2 separate regions of the Homo sapiens genome follow, and region 1 is linked to region 2. Evidence: chromatin loops called from intact Hi-C (ENCODE). Cell type or tissue: A673. All regions are shown on one strand.

Evidence for each region. Peaks named below come from ENCODE experiments on the same cell type or tissue, not always from the same donor. Only the 100,000 strongest peaks of a DNase experiment are listed, where the experiment ranks them.
Region 1: a loop joins it to region 2, with 2.9 times the contacts of the local background. A loop is called at or near these places in 3 of 110 quality-filtered maps.

What each region holds. Positions count from the first base shown.
Region 1 is chrX:133,211,252-133,219,251 of GRCh38, forward strand. It overlaps TFDP3 (transcription factor Dp family member 3), which reads right to left and starts at 7,103. Exons shown (of 1, transcript NM_016521.3): 1 at 5,411-7,103. The coding sequence starts at 7,008. The coding sequence ends at 5,791. In A673, a CTCF peak has its summit at 4,715 (motif pointing left); DNase peaks (open chromatin) are centred at 3,300, 4,700 and 6,620.
Region 2 is chrX:133,000,909-133,008,908 of GRCh38, forward strand. No RefSeq gene overlaps it. Among named protein-coding and RNA genes, the nearest start is that of HS6ST2, 46 kb to the left of the region's middle. In A673, a CTCF peak has its summit at 4,305 (motif pointing right); no DNase peak of the experiment used is centred here.

The sequences.
Region 1 (8,000 bases), 210 kb after region 2:
CAGGATAAGTCAGTTTTCAGGATAAGAGCACCATTTTCTTCATGAATTCGAGAAAGCTAAACCATTTTATCTTTTTCTCCAAGTAACTATCTAAAGAAACTGAAAAGGCGGAATGGCACATATGGCCAATCAAGACTCCTCCTCAGAAGAAGGCTTTTTATATGATTAAGCTACTTCTTTAATACTCCTACAGTGTCCTCCCCAAAGGATATGGATAAAGCCCTACAAAGTAATTCTGTCTGTCCCTTGAGACCTAAATATGCTACTTCATCAATAAGTGGGGGACTCAATTGTTCTCCCATCAGTGGCTCAGCCTGCACTGAGCAGTCCAGACTTCACTGGCCAGCCTCACATGTGACCAACATTATACTCACAGATGAAAGACACACCTCAACCTACCAATTGATGGTCAACAAGGAGAATCCTTCAGCTGAAAACTAGAACCACTGATTGGAGGGAGAAAAAATAGGGCTGGGGAAACAAGTCCTTCTACCCTGGTTAGAAAGAGAAGAGATAACTGGGTGCTCACACTCTTCTGGTGGGAAATAAGATGGTGGCTGTCATATTGAGACTGACAGGGAACTAGCAGGACCAGAAAGCAGCTAAGATTATGGTAAAACTAGACCTGCCTCTGGGACTACAAGTAAATTATAGCAGGATCAGGAAAATATCTGCTATGGAAGCCTGTTTTGAGTGTTGCATGTATTCTCTGTAAAGCATTTCCTTGGTGTTTTCTCCTTAATTTAAATTTAAAAATATATTTTTTAAGAAAATCAGGCCAGGCCGGTTGAGGTGGCTCACAGCTGTAATCCCGGCACTTTGGGAAGCTGAGGTGGGCAGATCACTTGAGGTCAGGAGTTCGAGACAAGCCTGGCCAACATGGCAAAGCCCCATCTCTACTAAAAAATACAAAAATTAGCTGGGCATGGTGGCAAACACCTGTAATCCCAGCTACTCAGAAGGCTGAGGCAGGAGAATTGCTTGAACACAGGAGGCGGAGGTTGCAGTGAGCTGAGATCCTGCCACTGCACTCCAGACTGGGAGACAGAGCGAGATTCCGTCTCAAAAAAAAAAAAAAAAAAGAAAAGAAAAGAAAAGAAAAGAAAAAGAAAATCAAGCCGGGCACAGTGACTCACACCTGTAATCCAAGCACTTTGGGAGGCTGAGGCAGGCAGGTCACTTAAGGTCAGGAGTTTGAGATAAGCCTGGTCAACATGGTAAAACCCCATCTCTATTCAAAAATACATGCACACACACAAATTAGCCAGGAGTGGTAGTGCGCATCTGTAATCCAAGCACTTCAGGAGGCTGAGGTGGGTAGATTACTTGAGGTCAGGAGTTCAAGACCAGCCTGGCCAACATTGTGAAAACCCTGTCTCTACTAAAAACACAAACAATAGCTTGGTGTGGTGGTGCATACCTGTAATCCCAGCTACTCAGGAGGCTGAGGTACAAGAATCACTTGAACCTGGGAGGCTAAGTTGCAGTGAGCCGAGATCGCGCCACTGCACTCCAGCCTGGGTGACAAGAGTGAGGCGGGAGAGATGGGAGAGGGAAGACAGGGAGAGGGGAAGAGGGGGAGGCGGGGAGAGGGGGAGAGGGGAAGAGGGGGGGGAGGGGGGGAAGGAGAGAGGGGCAGAGGGACAGCCAGTTTCAGCTGTCTCTGAAGGAATCCCCCTAAAATGTGCTCTGTTGGCCAGGTGTGGTGGCTCACACTTTGAGAGGCCCAGCACTTTGAGAGGCCGAGGCAGAAGGATCGCTTGAGCCTGGGCAACATAAATCTGTACAAAATAAAAAAAAAAAAGCTGGGAGTGATGGTGTGTCCCTGCAGTCCCAGCTACTCTGGAGGCTAGGCGGGAGGATTGCTGGAGCCCAGGAGGTCGAGGCTGCAGTGAGCTATGATTGTGCCACTGCACCCCTGCCTGAATGACAGAGCAAAACCCCATCTCAATAAAAAAGGTGGGGCTCTGTCCACACTAGGGCCAGACCATTAAAGAGGAAACACGCGGGGAATCCTAATGATCACAGTAGTAATGACTGAAGTGAGAGACGCTCAAGGGAAAGAACCCAAAGGGCCTGAGTCACCCCACTGGAGCAGCCCTCCTTTGCTTTCTGGCAGATCTGCTTTCCATTTGTTCTGCTTGCCTGCAACCCTGGAGAGCTCTGTGCTTTGTTTTAATAAAATCTCCCCACTCTCTTCCAGTGCCTTCCTGCCTTCTCTAACTACAAAGTTCTTTAAGAAGCCAAGGGAGGCGTTACCTTCTTGTATGCAGTCAGACTTCCACAGGTAAGCCAATCTCTCTCTCTCTCTCTCTCTCTGTGCAATCTCCATTTATGAACATGGGTATATTTCTTTTAAAGAAATATTCTTTGCCTTCAAATATTTTTTTCCTACTAATCAAATCATTTCAGCCTTGTCCCCAATTGAAGTTCTCTCTTCCTGCCCACCAACCCCCCTGAACATGTTCCCAGGCCTTGCCACCATGTAAACCCGTAATCTTTTATACCACTATCCATATTGGTTTATAAAACAGAGGTATGCAACACATTGGAAAGAAAAAATGGCACCTGTCAAATACCAAACCCTATGAAATGCCTGTGCAATTTCACTTTTCACCTAGTAAATATCCAATTATTTTCCAGAATAGCTCTTTCCAGAATTCAAATCTGTTTCCATTAATATTAAAAGTTTAGAGGTCTGGGAGAACAGGAAGTGGCTGATTAAAAGCAGGTGGGGTTCATTATCTGGTTAATCACAATCCAGTATTTCCCACCTCCATTTGCCTCTCCCCCTCCCCCAAAACCATGTTCTGCCTCAGCAAAGGTCACACTCAAATTCTGCAAATAAAAACTTATCCTATAACATTTCAAGAGTGGAGCTGGGTTTTGGAGGGCTTGAGACCAGAATCATTATAAAAGAAATTTATTTCATACCATTTTCGCCAGGAAAGCAAATATCTTCCAAAGCATTGACTATCATTCTATCGCACAGAAAGGATGCCGATTGTGCTTCTTAGAGTCAGGCTCTGCTTGAATGTTAGTAATAGAATATTTAGAGTTGGAAGTGTCTCCTGGAGATTCCCTGCCCATTTATTAGATGGGGAAACTGAGACTGAGAGAAGAGAAGGGATTTGCTGAAATTGTACCTCCAGTTAGTGGCGGAGCTCAGACAAGGACACGTCAGTCCTAGGCATTGCTGGTGTGTGGGAAAAACGCCAAAAGGGCCTGACTGGAATGAACTGCAGTCATTTCTCTGTCTACTACATCTCCATGGGCCACATGTTCATGGCTCAGCTTTTACTTGCTCCCCTGAGAATTGACTCAAAGGCAAAGCCAAAATGGATATTTTAATGCAAAGCACATTAGGAGGCCAGAAGGCAAAAGGAGGTACTGTCTGGGGCTGCTGGCTGCACTTGGCTGGGAAGGCTTTGCTCCAGACCTTAGGAGACTGTTCATTCGGATGTTCTAGGTGCCAGCGCCAAGGGGAAGGCAGGGCAAAGGCTGAACACTGGCTATGGCAGTGCCCACCCCTTCATGGAGTCCACATCTGACAAGCAGTGCAGGTGGAGCTATGTGACATGTCCCTTGGAGGTGAGGAGCAGCCCTCTCAGTGATCCAACGTTCCTCAGAAATTTTTAGGAGCTGAAAGCCTTCCAAAGTGGGGCAACTATGTTAAGGCTTGATGGGGGGAAAAAAAGGCACGTGTTTTGCAGCATGGTTTGGAAAAGTATTCAGACAGGACACAAGGGAACCGATCCCCCAAAAAACAGGGACCAGCCAGTGCCATCACTATACACAGGTGACCTTGGTAGTGTCTTCTCTACTCCCAAGACTACTCGAAACCATGTCTTAGATGTCTTGTATGTTGCTGGTGGGAGTTTCACAGCTTCTGTGGAAACCTGCCTGGTGGTTCCTCAAAAGGCTTAATATAGTGTTACCATATGACCCAGTAATTCCACTCCCAGATACACACATACTCAAGAGAATTGAAAGCAGAGACTTGAACAGATATTTGCATACTAATGTTCACTGCACTGTTACTCGCAATAGCCGAAAGGCAGAAACAACCCAACTGGCCATCAAGAGATGACTGGATAAACAAAAAGTCTATCTATCCATACAATGGAATGTTACCCATAAAAAGGAATGAAGTACTGATCCATGCTACAAGATGGATGAACCTTGGAAACATTTTGCTAAGTAAAAGAAGTCAGTCATGACCACGTGTGGTGGCTCACACCTGTAATTTCAACACTTTTGGACGCTGAGGTAGGTGGATTGCTTGAGCCCAGGGGCTCGACACCAGCCTGGGCAACATGGTGAAACCCCAACTCTACAAAAAATACCAAAAAAAAAAAAATTAGCTAGGTGTGGAGTAGCTGTAGTCCCAGCTACTCGGGAGGCTAAGGTGGGAGGATTGATTGAGCCTGGAACGTTGAGGCTGCAGTGAGCCATGATCTTTCCACTGCACTGCAGGCCTGGGCAATAGAGACCTTATCTCAAAATAATAATCATAATAGCCATCCTAATGGGTGTGAAGTGGTATCTCATTGTAATTAACTACCTGCCCTCTCTTAATGGGTCTTACGGTCTTGCTTTCACAGTGATTATCCTAGTGTCTATTTTTTCTTGGAACTCTGGACAGGTCTGCATATGGTTGGAAAGATGACCCTTTGTGAAACTGTGCTTGAAGAAAGCAACAGCTCCCTCTGCTGTCCCCAGCCACACTTTTGGTACAACTTTCTCATATTAATGAGTCAAGATCTCCCTACCTAGGTTCTAACCCAGTTTCTTCTCACCATACCATGACACTGCTATAGGCTCCACTGCTGTTCTATCTCACCAATTTGAAAAAGGAAAACCTACTCATCTTGCTTCCAGTCAGCAAATGATTCCTGCATAGATAGATGTGCATTGATTGCCGGCTAGGAGCCTTCAGCCATCCTGTCTTAGTTCGTTTTCTGCTCCTATAACAGACTGGGTAATTTATAAAGAAAAATAGATTTATTTGGCTTATGGTTCTGGAGCCTGAGAAGTCCAAAGCCATGGTGCCAGCATATGCTTGGCACCTAGTGAAGACCTTCCTGCTGTGTCCTAACATGGCAGAATGGCAAGCAAGCATTCAAGACAGAGGAACAGGGTTGAAATTATCCTTCTATCAAGAGTCTATTCCTATTATAACAGCATTAATCCATTGATGAGGGCACAGCCCTTATGGCCTAATCACCTCTTAAAGGCCCTACCTCTTTTTTTTTAAGATTGATGGTGTTTATTGTTCTGAAAATAGAATTCTGCCGTTTGCTTGGGGCTCTGGACACTGCAAAACTGAACAAATGGAAAACTCAAGAGTCTTGCTATGCATCAGTGGGGGTGCCATCCAAATCCAAGGCAAATAAACGGCATTCGGTACTCACTGTGCACAAAAGGAGAGCATTTTATTTTCATGGATGTGGATGAAGTACAATTTCTTCAGTAAACTCAGGAAAAACTGTTAAGGGGCAACAATGAACTCTGCATTTAAAGAAAAATAGAAAATGAAAACACAAAATCCTAAAAAGTAAATAAAGATTCTGTGTCAGCACACTGGTATCAAAACACACATCAACAGCACGTCTTAATCATACGGGAAACAATCCTTGCTTATCAGAGGTGCATATCTAAATTCTATAGCTTACCAATATCTTCTTGGGAGTAGGCAAAAAAGAAACAGAAAACCTCACATTAAAAAAAAAAAAAAAGTTTCTTTTCCCTAAATGTTTTCCTGAAGCTGAATCTTAAGGCGAGAGGACGTCAGTCATCCTCGTCATTCTCACTGAGGTCGTCATCGTTGTTGTCCTCCTCCTCTTCCTCCTCGACTGCTGGGGTCTCCACCCTGGAGCCACTGTACTGAGATCCACCGGAGCTTGTGGCCAGCATCCCAATCGCAATGTTGGTCAGGTCACTGGCAGAAAGCCACGTGCCATTAGACCTGGAACCTGCCGTCGTGAACACACCTCCAAAAGTTCCCTGAGCCATTTCTGTCACGTACGGCTCCAGAGCCTTTGGGACCAAATTTCTGGCCATTTTAAGGTCTTCGGCAGAGCAGCTCCCGGACTCTAGCCCAAAAGTCATGCCCATCCACATCAGCACTTCTGTGTCATCGTGGATTTCAAAGGAGCTGTTAAACTTAAACAGATATTCTGATTTGTCGTCGGAGATGCTGCAGTTGATGACGGTCTTCTTGCTACTGCTGATGATGATGAAGGGCACGTGGATGACTGAGTTGGGCAGCGGCCGCTGGCTGACCTGCTCCTCCACATACTGGTTTCTCAGCACCAGGTTCTTGAAAGCAATTTGCTGTAGAATAAGTTGTTGAAGTTCAGACTGTTTCTGCTTTATTCTTTCAAGTCTCTTCTGTCTTTCCACCCGTAAGTTCTGACAGTTCTGAGCCGAGTTGGTGGTCAGACCAATCCACTTGATCTTCTTTTTCTCCCTGGAGATGATATTCATGGCCATCAGCACGTTTAAGGCATCGTAGGTGCGCCGTTTTATGTTTTTCACGTCATAAGCTGACTCGTTTGGTGAGGCGTGGTTGCTGGCAGCTCTGAACTTGGCGACCAGCTCGCCCACCACTTCCTGGCAGGAAGTGGTCCCTTTCCTCTGCACCGTCTCCCAGACCTTCATGGAAAGACGGCACAGGCCCATGCCATTCTTCTCTCCTTTCCTGTTGTGCTGCCCGGCCCAAGGAGGTGAGGAGTAGGAATGCTGGTTCTGAGAGGCAAAGTGAGTGCTGGGTGGGTTTGGGCTTCCTACCACAGGGATGTTTGATGCTGCTGGTCTCTGAGGCATACCAATTACCACTTGCTGGTCAATGTTGACACTGGACTGTCCAAAGGTTTTCGGCAAGAGCTGCTTCCCGAGCGGGTTCACGGTGGAGGTGTGAACGGCCACGGGGCGGCTGGTCTGGTTCTCGTCCATTAAGACCTTGAGTTCTTCGTTAGCTTCAGTGAGACTGACATATTTTGCCATGTTAACAGATTTGGGAAATAAATGCTATAAATGTTCACCTTTCCAGAGAAGAAAAACAATTCTTCCAGGCCGAGTGTAGGGCTGCCGTGAGGTGCGTGGCGTAACGTGCGTGGCGTAACGTGCGTGGCGTAACGTGCGTGGCGTAACGTGCGTGGCGTAACGTGCGTGGCGTAACGTGCGTGGCGTAACGTGCGTGGCATAATGTGTGTGGCGTGTGGTACGTGGTGTGTGGTACGTGGCGTGTGGTACGTGGTGTGCAGTACGTGGCGTGTGGTACCTGGCGTAACATGCGCCACGTGAGGTGCGCAGCAGCAGGGGGGCGGTCCGTGCAGTGCGCCTGCGTGCCTTTTCACGCCTTCAGCCTTTCCTCCTCTGGCCCTACCTCTTAATACTGTTACAATGGTAATTAAGTTTCCAACACATGAACTTTTGGAGGACACATTTAAACCATAGCACATCCTAAAGGGACTGATGAAAATCAGACGTGTAGGCCTCTGCAGGCCCGTCTATCATTTCTTCTCAGCCATTGTCTCACAAGAAGCTGGATCTGGGCTCTTGCAAGGATTATTTCTTCACCTGCTGGTCAAGAAGCTTATTGTGGAAGAATCCAGTTTTTGTCTCTCTACCCAAACAGCTACACTAAGCCTTCCTGAGTAGATAGAGATGGGAAAAAGGAGTTAACAATATACAGTATCATTTATTTGTTGGGCTGTGGTACAATCAATAGACTAAGTCCACAGCCTACACCTCACTTTGGAAGCTACACACATTGCCAATGAGAAAGAAATCTAAAGAGAGAACAAGACAAAGCCCAGCAGAAGCAGAGGCCTGTGGCAGTCTCTTTCTCCCACCGTTGGTCTCAACTCTGCCTTACTCACCAAAAGTCCTAATAACCATGCCACACAGGCTCTGTGTCTTCAGGCCTGCTTCTCTAGTCCACACCAACTTCCTCTAGCACCTCGACTCTGGAAATAATGCATGTGATTGCACAC
Region 2 (8,000 bases):
TATGTATGATATAAAGAAAGGACAGGGCCGTCTATAAAATACTACAGGCAGAACCTGTCATCATTCTTCTTTCTGCACCGCCACCCATCTTACACCCACAAAAAGAGAAAACATTCTGGCCCTAAACAGCTACCACTGTAAATTGCATATTTAATGAAGGCTATTCATAAATGTTCCCATGCCTTCTTTTAAAAGCAAGCTCCCAGGCCAGGTGCAGTGGCTTATGCCTGTAATCCCAGCACTCTGGGAAGCGGAGGCAGATGGATCACTTGAGCCTAGGAGTTCGAGACCAGCCTGGACAACATGGAGAAACCCTGTCCCTACAAAAAAAAATACAAAAATTAGCTGGGCGTGGTGGCACACACCTGTAGTCCCAGCTACTTGGGAGGCTGAAGCAGGAGAATCACTTGAACCCCAGAGGCAGAGGTTGCAGTGAGTGAGGATTGCTTGAGCCCAGAAGGTCAAGGCTGTAGTGAGCTATGTTCATACCACTGCACTCCACCCTGAGTGACAGAAGGATACTCTGTCCCCCCCAAAAAAAAGCAAGCAGGCTCCCATACATATTTACATTTTACATAAATGAAATGTTATGATGCCTAGATTTTGCTTCAAAATAATCTCATGCTGTTAGGAAGGGGGAGCAGGTAGAGATTACATCCCATTCATCATGGGTTGATAATTGTTATAGACAGATGATGAGGACATAAAGTTTCTTTGTATTACTTTTCAGCTTTCACATTTTTGAACATTTCCGCAGAGGTTGCAAAGCTAAACACACATTTATCAGGCCATCTTGCAGTTATTGGTGGCCATATGCAAAATGTATTGTCTGGGGGTGCAATACATAGGTTGAAAGGGGAACCATATGGCCAACATGCTAAGGAAGGCAGAGCTGAACAAATGCTAAAGCATGACTCCTCATGGCAGTTGATTTCCTACAGTACAAACAATGATTCTCAACACTACCTGCTATAAGACACATATGTTTACACTATTGTTCAGTTGGGTTTTCAATTATGTGCTACCAAATACATTCCTACCCTGTTCAGGAAGATAGTCAATGTCTCTCTAAGAGAACCCAAGAGGGATATGCGTGGTGGTAAATGTTTAACAACCAGCTCTCTGAAAGGCAAAAAGGAAAGACCTGATTTGTAGTATTTACCAACTTCCAAGGAGTAAACACTCCCACCATGACTAAGGTCAAGTTATCAACAGATGTCACCGAATGTAGGATTGGAAAGAAATGTGCACGATCATCTTGTACCAGTACAAACCAACTCTGGCACATCATTGAATATGTGCTATCTACACTTCTCAGGAACCCAGACTCAAGCAATTTGCTTAGAAATTGCCTATAACCCCATAGACAAACGGCGTTGGAAAAGGGGGTGGTGTGGCATAGAGAAGAGGGATAGGAAAGAGGAGGGAAATGGGAAAAGTGTAAGTTCTTTAGAGTCTGTAATTACTTACCAAACTGGAAAACATTAATTTTGACCCATAGCTTTCTTCAGGGATTAAGAACTTTAGAATTCTAAGATATTAACAATGTGGGAAGTGTTTTGCAGTATTTATTTATTCCGTTTTACTCCTAAATTTGGTCTCATAACCATCATGTAATCCTAGAATACAGGTGTACCCTTGTTTAACACTTAAGAATATACATGACATTTTTTGGCAGGGAGGGTATCCATCCCCTCAAGCATTTATTCTTTGTGTTACAAACAATCCAGTTATATTCTTAGTTTAGTGTTTTTTGTTTGTTTTTTGTTTTTGTTTTCATTTTTGGTTTTTTTTTCGGAGTCTCACTCTGTCGCCCAGGCTGGAGTGCAATGGCACAATCTTGGCTCACTGTGAAAATCCATCTCTACTAAAAATACAACACTACCACAATAGCCGGGCATGGTGGCATGCACCTGGGGTCCCAGTTATTTGGGAGGCTTAGGTGGGATTGCTTGAGCTCAGGAGATTGAGGCTGCAGTGAGCCATGATTACGCCACTGCACCCCAGCCTGGGCGACAGAGCAAGACCCTGTCTAAAAAAAAAAAAAAAAGAAGTGGCAATCTTTGAGGACTCGTCTCACTGCAACCCCAACCAGTCTGGGGTAGAGCAACAGACAAGGCAGGTTTCACTTAGTGGCTGTTGGATCAAGACCTAAAACCATGGCTAATGTGGTCGTTTCTATAATGAAAACAAACACAGTAGCTTGTTTTCTTTTTTTATGGAAGTCATGCCCCTAAAAATAACAACAAACCCCACAGAGACAGCATGTGAAAAATATTATCAATTTTCACATTTACTCCTTAGACTTGGTAGTTTTCAATTTTAAGAATAACAACTCAGATCCCTGGCACTTCAGTTGCACTTACGGATAATTGCTTGTAAAATGAAAAGGGCAAAAAGAAAATTAGAAGCTTCTAAAAGAGGAAACTGAAAATCCTTAAGAGAAGATAATCATTTTCAATAATGGTCATAATTATTGCTAAAGGATACTCTCTGCTTAGCAAACTTTTCATTTCCTACTTGTATTTCTCTCTGCTAATCTCCAACTTCTCCCTCAGAATTACTAATGTGCTCCCAAATGGAAAAAATATGGCCATTACAGCAAAAACCAAGTGGCTCATATGACTAAATTAAATATGTTTTATCCCTACCAGACTCAGGAGTGATTTTTTGGACTCAATCCTTGGTCTCTTTACCCCAGGGCCCTGGATGACACCAGCCAGAGGAGAGTGGAGTTTTAGTAAGGAAGTCTTCACCTTGACAGTGCAACTGCTATCATGCCAACACCTGGGGAGGCCCAGCCGGCTGAGAAAAGGAAAGTTTTCATGTGCTGTAAAGGAAGGTTAAGAGGAGTGAAAGAGATGTAAGAATGAATAAGAGGCAATTGAAGAATGTGATACTTTGAGGAAAGGCAGTCTTGGGGAGGAGACTGAATGGAGGGTGCTAATAAATGGAGAGGTTTTAGAGACTGAATGAAGTGACAGCAGACATAAAAGTGGGCTATGAGAGATGAGTGGACTCAATCCAAAGTAAAAGTAGTCTATTATGTAATGAACCAGGCTGCTGCATACGGAGGGGCTGAAGAACAATGGGCTTGCATGTTTCATCGAGTAGAGTAGAAAACTGTCTGCCTGAAAACTAGGCAGAGGCTTTATGGGAACTGGGGACAGTCCTATGAGTGTTTTGCAGCTACCCTAGGCCTTCTGGGTAGGCCCTGATCAAAGGGCACCAACCGTGCCCAAGGATATCCAGTATGCACCAGAGGACATACTGGTGGCCTAAGCTATCTCAGAAACTGCTCAGTACCATGATGCCCAGGGCCCTGTAGCAGCAGTAAAATCTCAGGTATGGAAAACAATTGTTACATCAGGTCAGCTTCTGTCTAGTACTTTCATTACCACCAGCGATTCTTTCCTAATGCAAATCAGTAGACCTTCTCTGCGTCAAAAAGACTGGAAGGAAAGCAGGGGTGGCATGTTAGTATAAAAAATTCTGACTGGGCACAGTGGCTCGCCCTGTAATCTCAGCACTTTGGGAGGCCAAGGCGGGTGGTCAGGAGTTTGAGGCCAGCCTGGCCATCTTGGTGAAACCCCTTCTCTACTAAAAATACAAAAATTAGCAGGGCATAGTAGCGTGTGCCTGTAATCCCAGGCTACTCGGGAGGCTGAGGCATGAGCGTCGCTAAACCTGGGAGGCAGATGTTGCACTGATCCTAGATTGTGCCACTGCACTCCAGCCTGGCCGACAGAGTAAGACTCAGTCTCAAAAAAAAAAAAAAAAAAAAAAAAATGTGTGTCTGTGTCTTTCTTCCCTCAAACCTAAGAGCCTTAAAGCCTGTGTTTGCAGATGAACTAGCCTAATCACCTTTTTGGAGCATCCATGACTGTGGAATGAATGCATACCTTGTTTTTAAATTTTTAGGTGAAGCAAGTATTCTGTGGGGTAGAAAAAGGTGGGATCAGGGGTTTTAGGCAAGATTATGAAGGGACCTTTCAAGTATTTGGGGACTATGTTGCTGAAAACATACAAGTATTAAGCCTTTCATGTTACAGATGGATCCAGGGTTGGGGAATATGCCTTTTGAGCTATTAACCAAGGGTCAAAAAAAAACTGAGGCTCAGAAATTTACTAGCTAAGCAAACAAGATTCCAATCTACATAGGCCAAGGTTTTGGTGATATTGAAGTGAAGAAGTTCTCCCAGTTATCAATGTATCATCTTTTAGTTCCAAATTCATCCATCAATAAGTGCTCTGTGATAATGGACAAAATTCTTTAAAACATTCCAAAATGAAAATGCTGAGCTTTACCAGTAGAGGGCGATGGAAGGACATTGCAGGAGAAAGGGGGCTCTGCTGTTTCATGCAGCTGGTACTGTGGAGTGGGTCAGCGGTGTGGATATGAGGAAGTCTGGGGAAGAAGTATGTGGACAGATGACTCAGAATGGACACAGACTGTGACAATATCAGGTAGACAAAATTATGCACCCTGGCAATGTCAGTCAGCTTCTTTCTCCAGCCATCTGAGTGCTTGCCGAACAGGCCTGTGGACAAAGTGGCAGTGGTGGCAGAGATGGAAGCTGGGCACAGGCAAAACAACATGAACCTCCCTTCATGAAGGCTGGCCTGGCTAAAGCTATCTTGAGGGCCTAACCTGCTGATGGCAGTGATGAACACTGAGCCCCAGATACGGCACCATTCCTAAGATGACCAACCAGCCACCTACTGCCAGACTGACGACACTGGACCTCTTCCACCATGGAGGCAAATATTTGTCCTCACTAAAATAGATACAGAGATCTGGGTATAAATATAGATATGGTTTGTCTTCCCTACTAGTAATGCTTCTCTTAGCACCACCATCCATAGACTCACAGAATGCCCAATCTTCCATCATGGCATTCCACACAGCCCTGAATCTTATCAGCAAAGGAATTCATCTCACAGCAAAAGAAGTGTGGCAAAGGTCTCATACCCATGGATGTAACTGGTGTTGTGACATACCTCATTACCCAGAAACAGCTGGTCCAACTGAAAGGTGGAATGGCTTACTGAAGACTCAGTTGCAGTGCCAATTAGAAGAAAAACATCCTGACTGGATGGGATTCAGCTCACAGGATGCAGTTTGTGCTTTAAATGTGAGACCACAGTGTGGTGTTATCTTCTCCATACCCATAATAAATGGGCTAAGAAATCAGGGAGTGGCAGTAGGGGTGGCTCCTCTCACGATTACACCTAATAACCCACTTCCTGAATTTTTGCTTTCCATTTCAGGAATTTTGAGCTCTGCTCATTTAGAGATACTGGTTCCCAAGGCGGGGATGCTTCCACCAGAGGCACAACAGTATTTCCACTGAATTGGAAGTTGAAAGTGCCATTTGGCCATTTTGGTCTCCTTGTGCTGCTGAAAATACTGGCATAAGGAGGGGTTAATCTACTAGTCATGGATCCTGATTACCAAAGAGAAATCAGGTTGCTGCTACACATTGGAGCCAAGGAAGACTACGGGTCAAAACAACAACAACAACGACAACAAACAAATCTGGACTTTGGTAAAGAGACGCTTTATTTGAAGGGACCGTTGAAATAGAAGGAATGGGACTACTGTGGTAGGGATAACCCTGTGACCATAATATCTGCAAGTATCTCAAAAGTCAGGTAGAAAGGGTTTTTCTTTTATAGGAAGAATTAAGGCAGGCTAGAAATAACCAGATACAAGGGCATGAAATGAGTATGTGGCATAATTGGACAATCAATCAAAGATGTCTTTCTTGGCCGGGCACAGTGGCTCACGCCTGTAATCCCAGCACTTTGGGAGGCCGAGGCAGGTGGATGATTTGAAGTCAGGAGTTTGAGACCAGCGTGGCCAACATGGTGAAACCCCATCTCTACTAAAAATACCAAAAACATAGCTGGGCAAGGTGGCATGCACCTGTAGTCCCAGCTACTCGGGAGGCTGAAGCAGGAGAATTGTTTAAACCCTGGAGGCAGAGGTTGCAGTGAGCCGAGATCGCACCACTGCACTCCAGCCTGGGTGATAGAGTGAGACTCTGTCTCAAAAAAAAAAAAAAAATCTTTCTTTTTGGTCAGCTGATTTTCCTGGAGGGATCATTAAGGAAAGGAGGGGCTGTTCTGCATTGTGATACTTGCTCAGGCTGACAGTGTGGGTCAAAGCTCAAGGGTCTGTGGAGAGGGGAGAAGCCAGACTAAAGTTTGCTCCAGTCAAGTTAGTTGGTATTTTGTCCAGATTGGTCAGTGGGGACAACCAGGTCAGTTCAATTTTGATACGGTTTCACTCTGTGTCCCCACCCAAATCTCATGTTGAAAATCCCCAGTGTTGGAGGTGGGGCCTGGTGAGAGGTGACTGGATTATGGAGGTGGTTTCTAATGGTTTAGCACCATCCGCTTAGTGCTGTCTTGTAATAGAGTTCTCATGAGGATCTGGTTGTTTAAAAAAGTGTGTGGCAACTTCCCCTTCGCTCTCTCTCTTCTGATCCACCATGTGAAGGTGTGCCTGCTTCCCCTTTTGCCTTCCACCGTAATTGCAAGTTTCCTAAGGCCTCCCCAGCCTTGTTACCTATACAGCCTGCAGAACTATGAGCCAATTAAACCTCTTTTCTTTATAAATTACCAAGTCTCCAGTAGTTCTTTATAGCAATGCGAGAACAGTCTAATACAAATTTATATGACGAAGAATGGGAATTTGGAGAGTCTGTGTCTGGCCTTGTCATCAGTAAGTAAACAAGGAGGTCATGCACAACTCATATGGAGAAGCATGATTCTTTGCAATAAGTCATTTCCTGGAGCACAAAAGGGTGAGAGAATTCGTCACTGTTTTCTAGTGTCACAGGGTCACTCAGGCCAAGTTCCACATTGTCATCTGGAACCCAGGGGAGTCTCTGGGGCACCTCTTAGTAATTCCATGCTATATTAGTTTTCTATTGCTGCTGTAACAAATTACCACAAAATTAGCAGCTTAAAACACAAATTTATTATCTTACAATTCTGGAGGTCCTAAGTCAGAAATAGCTCCTACTGGGCTAAATCAAAGTGCCAGAGTGGCTGTGTTCCTTCCAGAGGTGCTAAGAGGGAATCCATTTCCTTTCCTTTTCCAGCTTCTAGAGGCCACCCGTATTCCTTGGCTCATGGCCCCATCCTCCATATTTGAAGCCAGCAATGTCAAGCTGAGCCTTCCTATGATATCATCTTTCTGGTTCTTCCTCCTTCTTCTACTTTTAAGAACCTTTGTGATTACATTGGGCCCACCCAGATCATCCAGGATCACCTTTCTTTCTCTTTCTTTTCCTTCCTTCCTTCCTTTCTTCCTTCCTTCCTTTCCTTTCTTTCCTTTCTTTTATGGAGTTTCGCTCTTGTTGCCCAAGCTGGAGTGCAATGGTACGGTCTTGGCTCACTGCAACCTCCACCTCCTAGGTTCAAGCAATTCTCCTGCCTCCGCCTCCACAGAAGGGATAACCTTTCATTTTAAGATAAGGTGATAAGCAGCCTTAATTCCACCTGTAATTTCCCTTTGCCATGTAACATATCATATTCAGAGATTCTGGGGATTAGGATACGGTTATCTTTGAGGGGGCCATTATTCTGCCAACCACATTCAGGATATTATGTCTATTGGGGATTAGGATGGGTTTCCACTCATTCAAAGGAAGTATGTCATTTGGTAGGGACATAGCATTGTCTTTTGGGGAATACAAGAAAGTGTTTATCCTGATGTTTGGATGATGAGTAGGGATCTGGCAATAGGAGTTTGTTCCTGTATATTGGTCATGTCTGTAGTCACCTCTGCCACCCTGGGCAACACTGCCCATCTGCCAGCCTTTCTCCTGTTAAATGTTGTTCAGCAGGAATGACATCATTCATGCACTGACCAGCTTTTCAAGTACATGCTGTTGGCTGTTGTGGGGACAGATGATGAGTGGAATTCAGCATTGATATGAGAGTAATCAGTGTATATGATGAACACAATGTATAGTTCCCAAATCCTG